Regions from separate parts of the Homo sapiens genome. Here regions 1 and 2 are each linked to region 3. A link is a loop called in an ENCODE intact Hi-C map of the cell type or tissue named here. Cell type or tissue: endothelial cell of umbilical vein. All regions are shown on one strand. Region 1 overlaps CLNK (cytokine dependent hematopoietic cell linker). Region 2 has its middle 6.8 kb from the start of WDR1. Region 3 overlaps CLNK (cytokine dependent hematopoietic cell linker).

Region 1 (2,500 bases), 81 kb after region 3:
TGTATGTAATGAGCAAATAAAATAACAACAGTGAATTACCCCTTTTATAGGTCCATAGACGTGTTCCTGGTGGTTTAATTTATAGGTGGTCATGCCTGAAAGATTCTGGATGCGTGATAGAAAACAACATAAAAAAGCAACACACACACACACACACACACACACACACACACACACACACACACACGTATGAATCCTCAAAATAAAAACTTGATTTGTACCTGGTAAGTAGACACCCCATAAATAGCCTGAGTAAAAAAGACATAATGAGCTGGCCATGGTGGTTCACGTCTGTAATCCCAGCGATTTGGGAGGCCGAGGCAGGCGGATCACTTGAGGTCAGGAGTTCGAGACCAGCCGGGGCAACATGGTGAAACCCCATCTCTACTAAAAATACAAAAATTAGGCTGGGCGCAGTGGCTCACGCCTGTAATCCCAGCACTTTGGGAGGTTGAGGCAAACAGATCATGAGGTCAGGAGATCAAGACCATCCTGCCCAACATGGTGAAACCCCGTCTCTACTAAAAATACAAAAATTAGCTGGGTGTGGTGGCATGTGCCTGTAATCCCAGATATTTGGGAGGCTGAGGCAGGAGAATCGCTTGAACCCAGGAGGCAGAGGTTGCAGTGAGCCAAGATCACAGTACTGCACTCCAGCCTGGTGACAGAGCAAGGCTCCGTCTCAAAAACAAACAAACAAACAAACAACACAAAAATTAGCTGGGCATGGTGGCGGGTGCCTGTAATCCCACCTATTCAGGAGGCTGAGGCATGAGAATCATCTGAACCTGGGAGGTGGAGGTTGCAGTGGGCTGAAATCATGCCACTGCACTCCAGCCTGGCCACAGAGGGAGGCTAAGTCTGAAAAAAAAAAAAAAATGTAGTGGACCTTCTTCTGCAGTCTGCAGGGAAGCTGGGAGGGGCCTCCCGTGAGTGCCAGAGGGGCTTCTAGAGAAGGAGCCCCCCAGGAAAATAGCCTTTCCTCTATCTCCTGGTGCCACACTTTATGATCCCAGCAGGTCCACAAAAAAGAAGGGAAAACAAGGTAGGGGAGGGAAATGAGAAGACAGAGTGAGGCCCAATGATGTGCTGCTCCTGGGGGTGGCTCCTGCCTTCTGTCCTCTGAGAATCTCCAGCACCCTCTCCCCTTCCTTTCCTCCACTTCTTACTTCCTCCAATCCATTCACTGTGTTGCAGCCAGGATCCTCATTGTAAAATCTGGCATTCCTAATGCCTGTAGTCACAGTCCATCTTTGGAACATGACTCACCGGCCCTCCATGGTCTGGTCCCTGACAATCCACTCTCTCCCTACAGCCCCGATTCTGCCCCCAAAGAGCAGCCATCATGAACAATTGGCCAAATCTCTGTCTGTAAACAGTAAACGCTGCATGTCACAGCCAGTATTCCCACAATGTCTACAATGAAAAGGTGCATAGGTGAACATGGGATTCATGCTTTCTTGTTCCAGACCCATCTCTCATTTGATCCTCTCAGTAACCAAGTGTTGAGAGAGCTGAAGAAACCTACCCACATCTCTCAGCGAAAAAAATGACATTTATTTTATTTCCATATTCCCAGCTCTTAGAATGGGGCCCCGCCCACAGGAAGAGTTCAATACAGATTGGTGTGAAGTGACAGAAATGAGCTTTTGTACAAGGTCTGCCCAACATCATGGTCCTGAGAAAGACACCTGAGTTTGAAGTCATTCCCCAAAAGACAATGGACACATTGGCCTGTGAAAGATCCCACGTCCAAAGTGTCTTGCTGAGAGTGTGTCAGCCACTTTTCTCAATTATTCCTGTTGACAACATTTCAGGTTAAGCCATATTTCTACTTTACAGATTGGGAGGAAAAGCCCAGGGAGGCAAAGTATATTGTTTGCAGCTGCACAACAGTAAACACCTGAATGGCATTCAGTATCAGGCCTATCTGACCCAAAGACTGTTTCTTTCCACTGCGTCATGCTGGGTTTCATGGAAATGGAGAGTGGCTGGAATCCTAGATTTACCCCATGGCTTATCTACTGCCCTTGGTACACAGTTGATTTCCCATGCTGATGAGCTCTGGGGTGTGGCAGATCTATCTTATCATGTTGTCTAGAGACATGGGTTTTCAAAGCACTTATCAAAAGATAATCAAACCCAGGAAGCCAGGGTTGGAGTCAATCATTATATCTCATCTGTGTTCCCCAGGGACTGTTTAATAGCAGCATTTGGCATCGAAGGTGTTTAGGTTTTGCTACATATTGAGAATATTGTAAGAATTAAATGAGATAATGCATGCAAAATGCTTACAACCATGCTTGGAATAGAACAAGTCCTCAGTAAGTATTTAGGCTAGAAATTTTTACCAAAATGAATTCAACAACACATTTATTTTTTTCTTAGTGCTCAATGTGGGCCGAGAATTACTCTCAGTGCTCAAGATATATCAGTGAACAAAATAAAGAAGATGGCTAATTCCTATGGAACAAAGCAGAAAAGGATCTCTATCCATGGA
Region 2 (2,500 bases), 410 kb before region 3:
GCTATCTGATCATCAAGATCCCGGTGAAGGGGGTGGTAACTGGGTGGAGTTGAGCCTCCACACTGGAGGACCTAAGGCCGTGTCTTGCACTGCTTCGAAGCTCCTGTAGCTGCAAAAGAACTCTGGGGACAGTTAAACAATTCCCCTGTCCCATTCTTCTTAAACTCCCATAAGTGATAGAACACAGTCGCTTCTGTCTACCTGCTGCCTGAGACTTGGTGTGTTGCTGTGAGGCCTGGTGACAGCCCCGGCCTGTCCTTTCCCGGGACCCTTCCTGGAACGTTTACTTACCCTCATACTTGCAAGCACTTCGTGTGAGCTAGATGCTGGGTTTGTGGGCCCTTGCCCTTCATCTTACATCAGGGAAGGGAACTTGGGTTGGAACTTTGCCGAGTTGAAAAGCAAGTGATGCAACCAGGAGTTAAACAGGTTGGGTCTACAGAGTCTAAACTGTCCTTTACACGTGAAAGGGCTGAAATGGATAGATCAGATATGGAAGTTTTAATTGTGCCCCTAAATAACCAACTTTTCCAGTGAAGGTAGAATCTTAGCATGCTCTCACCCAAGTTCAAGGATAGCGTCAGTCGCTCTCCAGTTGAAAGCTTTGTCTTTGGGTAACTACTTACCGTCCTAGGGTTTCTGCCTTTTCCTTCTGACTCAGTCCACAGTGCCTGGGTCTTTGCTGGCCTCCAGTTGTGTGGTCAGAGCTAACGTGTTTGGCTGTTGAGCACCGGTGTCTGGCTTGTTTTGTGCCCACAGTGCAGGGGCTTGGCTACGTGGTCACTGGGCATCCTGTGGTGCTGTGGGGGTCTGGTCTGAGGGCTGTGCCAGTGCCTGTTGCTGATATGGAGATTCCGGTCATGAGGCTGTTCGCTGCAGCGAGTCTCCTTGTACAGACCCTGTGGTGTGGCCTTCTTGCCCATTGGCCTGAGGGCTTGGGTCCTTCCTCTGCTCCATGAGCATAGAAACTCTAGATCTCAACACCCTGTGTTTGAGTGTTCAAGACTGTTAAACAGAACTGGATCCCAGCCCTCTTTTCCAGGAGTGCTGAGGATCTTTGAGCCCTGACACAGCCACAAATCCATCACAGCTCCTGCCAGCACCTCCCAATGCTGCCCCTGGTTCCTTGGCGGTGGCCTCCGGCCATTTCCAAACACTTCTGCTATTAGCTGCCTTTATAGTCGGCTTCCCTCAACACGTGGACCAAAGGGTCAGCTTTTCTGCCAAACAGGATGGACATAGATTGTTAGTGGAGGAGGGCTCTTGTATTTGTTGCCATGGAGACAGTGACCAGCTGGATGCCCTGCCTCTCCGTTCGCATGCCTCCCTGTGGGGGAGGGGGGGAATCGCACTGCGGATGGGCCTAGGGAACTTGGACATGTGTCATTCAGCCCTTTGCTCCTTTGACTCAGGCTCTGCCTGCCTGTGGTAAACAGGTGCTCTGATCTGCTCCCTCCAAGTGGGTGGTGTTTCTGGGTAGACATTGCCCATCCCAGCAGTGGGGATCTGGTAGTTGAGATCTGCATGTGGCTGGGAAGCTGTACTGCTCTGCTAGGGCTGGCATAACAAACTGCTATGAACTTGGTGGTTTCAACGGAAATTCTTTTCTGGAAGCCAGGAAATCTGAGATCAAGAGGTGGGGTGTGGTTGGCTCCTTGCCAGGCTGTGAAGACTGTTTCAGGCCTCTAGCTTCTGATGGTCTGCTGGCATCTCTGCTCCTTGGCCTGTGGGACCACCACCCCATCCCTGTTTTCATCCTTAATGTCTTCTCCCTGTGCCTGTTTCCGCTTCCCTGTTTAAAGGACACTGGTCCTATGGGAGTAGGGCCCACTTTGAGTTTTACTTCATCTTAATTGCAGCAGCAGGCCACCCTGTCTCTAAACAAGGTCACACACTGAGAAAATACTTCACTGTAGGGGCTGAGTTTCATCTATATTGAAGGTAGGGCTTGCCCTGTCATCCTCCCACCCGTAAAGCCCCAACCACCAGCCTCTCAGCGCCTTGGGGACAAGGCAGAGGCGGTTGAGTTGCGGTGACCCACCTTGTTGACAGTGGCAGTGGTCACACTGTAAAGTGTTGCCACCCATTCTGGGGCACCAGCCCTTGGGGAAACTGGACTTAAGGCACAACCTGGATCAAGAGGCTAGGTGCCTGCACTATATCTGCCTGGCAAAGGAATCACTGAGGAAGTGACTGAAAAGTGCTTCCCTATCTCTGACCCTGGTTTTGGCTTTCATCCTAAAATGCTCTAATGAAGCGGCCTAAAACACATGGCTGCCTTAGAAAACAACCACTGGAGCATTTGAGGAGTTGGCATCTCCCCCGCCTTTGGGGACCGTGGGACCAGTTTCTTAGCTCGGCTGCTGTGGCCATAAAAGTACTCCTGCTTCTAGGCATGACCCGGAGGATGGTGGTGGCCACAAAGCAACCAGGAGTGGGTGCTGTCTCAATGTCCCTGGCTTGGGCCCTAGGTCTAGACAAGGACCTCGGTCCACTTTGT
Region 3 (2,500 bases):
CCTTTCATCAAATTTTCAAAGTAGTGTGAGGTCCATTAAATGTTAAAAACAGTTGGTTTACAGATGAGGTCCCAAAGGGTCATGCCATTCTCCTAGATTCCTGCAGTCATCTGAAGGCTAAACTAACCCTGAGCCCAGCTCTCCTGACTCATAGTTGCTTCATAGATAAGAAACTTTTGGCAACAAATTGCTTAGAGAGGCATTGTATGCCTCCCTCTGAAGCTAGCCAACAGAGAAGGCTTTTTGTTTCAAAGACTTTGGCATTCCCTAGGATTCTGGAAAGAGGACATACATTTCATTATGGACAGAAAATCAAAGAAAATCTATAGGCTAAGTAAAAAGAGTAATGAATCCATTCTAGTGGGTGGTTTGAAAGTATCCCTACTGAGTCTCCCCCAGGACTTTGAACCTGGCTGTTCAAAGTGCTCAATCGGATGCAGTGATTGCTCTCAGGCTTGTCAAAGGGGAGAGGAAGAGGAGATGAGAACAGTGCAGAGAAGCCCTCTATCTGGGGGAGCAGTTGTTTTATTTAATTGAGACCAACCAACTTTTGGTTTGAGGGCTCTGAATTTAAAATCAAATGTAGTTAGAAAAGTAGCATGAAATTGCTCATTTTTCTTCTGTAACTTTTTTATTGTTAGAAAATAAACATAGTCAAGTTAAATAGTAGTATCTCTTTTATTACCTCTCTCCCTCTTTCTCCTTCCTTTTTTCTTTTCCTTTTTCCTCCCTCCTTCCCTTTTCCTTCCTCCCTTTCTTTCACCTTCTCTGCCCCCTCCTTTCATTCCTTCCTTCCGTATTCTTTTTAGTTATTTTAGTTCAGAGCTAATTCTGTATTTTTTTTAAGGCAGAGAGACACGGCGGTGGGGAAGACACCTAGACTTCGGGATTTCCAGGACTGGCCCTATCTCCTGCTGGGTGTGAGGACTCTGGCCAAGTTTGCCACCTCTCCGGGGTTTCATTTTTCTCTTAGGGCTTTGTGAGTACAAAATGAGACAATGAGTCTTTCCTTTCTGTGAAAACTATAAAATGCCATATGAATTTGAGCAGAGGGAGGTAGCACATAAAAGATTCTAGTCCACAAGACAGTGTTCAAGCAAGCACTGAGCGCAGGCACAAGCACAGCTTGCCCTGATGGGCTTTTGTTATGAAGAAATGGTCTTGAATCTCAGCCTAAACAAACAATGGGGAAGCGTCTTGGCAAAAGATAAGGAGCAAGAATGTGTTTTTGCACTAGACCTTCTTGTTCTTTAGATGATATCAACTTCTAGCAGAATGCCAACTAAAGTTGCAAAGAAAACAAACAGTTCTGCACATTTCCTGCCATCTAAGGCTGACCCCCCATCTCCCAATTCTTTTTTGCCTGTTTGTGATTGGAGGGCCTACTGTCCTCTCAGACTGACCAAAGGGTTATGATTTGCGGTCATCGTCATCGTGAGCAGCACCCAACTACTACTCGAGATACCCAGGCCTAGCTTACAGGAAGCAGGGGACGGAGTCCTGTATTCAGGCACCTTGGATGTGTGGGTTCCCCCAGCAGCTGAGCATCACCCCAGCCTGCTCCTTCCAGGTGACACTAAGGAAGTGCAACCCCTCCCAGAAGAGCATGAGCCTGGTGAAGTCCTCAGTGGAACCAGAACTGTTCTTCTCGTCAAGCAGTTATCTATGTTATCTTTCTTGGCACGATTGTCTTATGGATTAGGGAGATTAGGGGTAATAAATGTCTCGTTTGAGTGACAAGCTGGAAATGTGACTTTTTGATTTTAACATTCTCATAAAACCAACAAATGAAAAAGAAAGCAAGGAAAGACATTCACGTCTACTATATAGATAAGAGCATAGGTCAAACACAAAGACAAGAACAAAATTCCTTAGAGTCCAGTGGGAGTGAGGTGAGGCCACTTGTGTTGTTGGACAGTCTTCATCAGTCATGGTGACCCCACTATCCTCGTAGGGAACTTTGTCTTTGGGCACTGAAGGGAGTCAATACCCTTGGAAGGCTCTACTATAGGTTTATCTCACATGACTTTTATGCCATTTATTTAGCCTCCACTGATCACCTGGCCATTTGTGCACTACTTACTTTTGACTTTATCACATCAACTTTGCACAGAAATGTACCCATCCCTATTTTATTTTATTTTTATTTATTTAATTAATTTATTTATTTTGAGATGGAGCTTCGCTCTTGTTGCCCAAGCTGGAGTACAATGGCATGATCTTGGCTCACCGTAACCTCTGCCTCCTGGGTTCAAGCGATTCTCCTTCCTCAGCCTCCCGAGTAGCGTGGCTGGGATTACAGGCATGCGCCACCACACCTGGCTAATTTTGTATTTTTTGTAGAGATGGGGTTTCTTCATGTTGGTCAGGCTGATCTTGAACCCCTGACCTCAGGTGATCCGCCCACCTCGGCCTCCCAAAGTGCTGGGATTACAGGCGTGAGCCACTGCACCTGGCCCCCATCCCTATTTTATGGCTGAGGAAACAGAAACTGGGATGA

What was found. A loop is a pair of places that touch in the nucleus more often than their neighbours do. Peaks named below come from ENCODE experiments on the same cell type or tissue, not always from the same donor. Only the 100,000 strongest peaks of a DNase experiment are listed, where the experiment ranks them.
Region 1: it touches region 3 in a loop (9-fold over the local background); 1 of 110 quality-filtered maps calls a loop at or near these places.
Region 2: a loop joins it to region 3, with 8 times the contacts of the local background. A loop is called at or near these places in 1 of 110 quality-filtered maps.

What each region holds. Positions count from the first base shown.
Region 1 is chr4:10,610,633-10,613,132 of GRCh38, forward strand. All of the region lies in intron 2 of CLNK (cytokine dependent hematopoietic cell linker), which reads right to left. Among named protein-coding and RNA genes, the nearest start is that of CLNK, 73 kb to the right of the region's middle. In endothelial cell of umbilical vein, no CTCF peak of the experiment used is centred here; a DNase peak (open chromatin) is centred at 1,239; H3K27ac peaks cover 987 bases.
Region 2 is chr4:10,122,394-10,124,893 of GRCh38, forward strand. No RefSeq gene overlaps it. Among named protein-coding and RNA genes, the nearest start is that of WDR1, 6.8 kb to the left of the region's middle. RefSeq lists enhancers at 361-861, 862-1,362. In endothelial cell of umbilical vein, no CTCF peak of the experiment used is centred here; a DNase peak (open chromatin) is centred at 1,368; H3K27ac peaks cover 1,706 bases.
Region 3 is chr4:10,529,283-10,531,782 of GRCh38, forward strand. All of the region lies in intron 12 of CLNK (cytokine dependent hematopoietic cell linker), which reads right to left. LOC105374482 (a long non-coding RNA gene) reads left to right here. Exons shown (of 3, transcript XR_925387.4): 3 at 848-903. Among named protein-coding and RNA genes, the nearest start is that of ZNF518B, 73 kb to the left of the region's middle. In endothelial cell of umbilical vein, no CTCF peak of the experiment used is centred here; DNase peaks (open chromatin) are centred at 189 and 1,229; H3K27ac peaks cover 1,966 bases.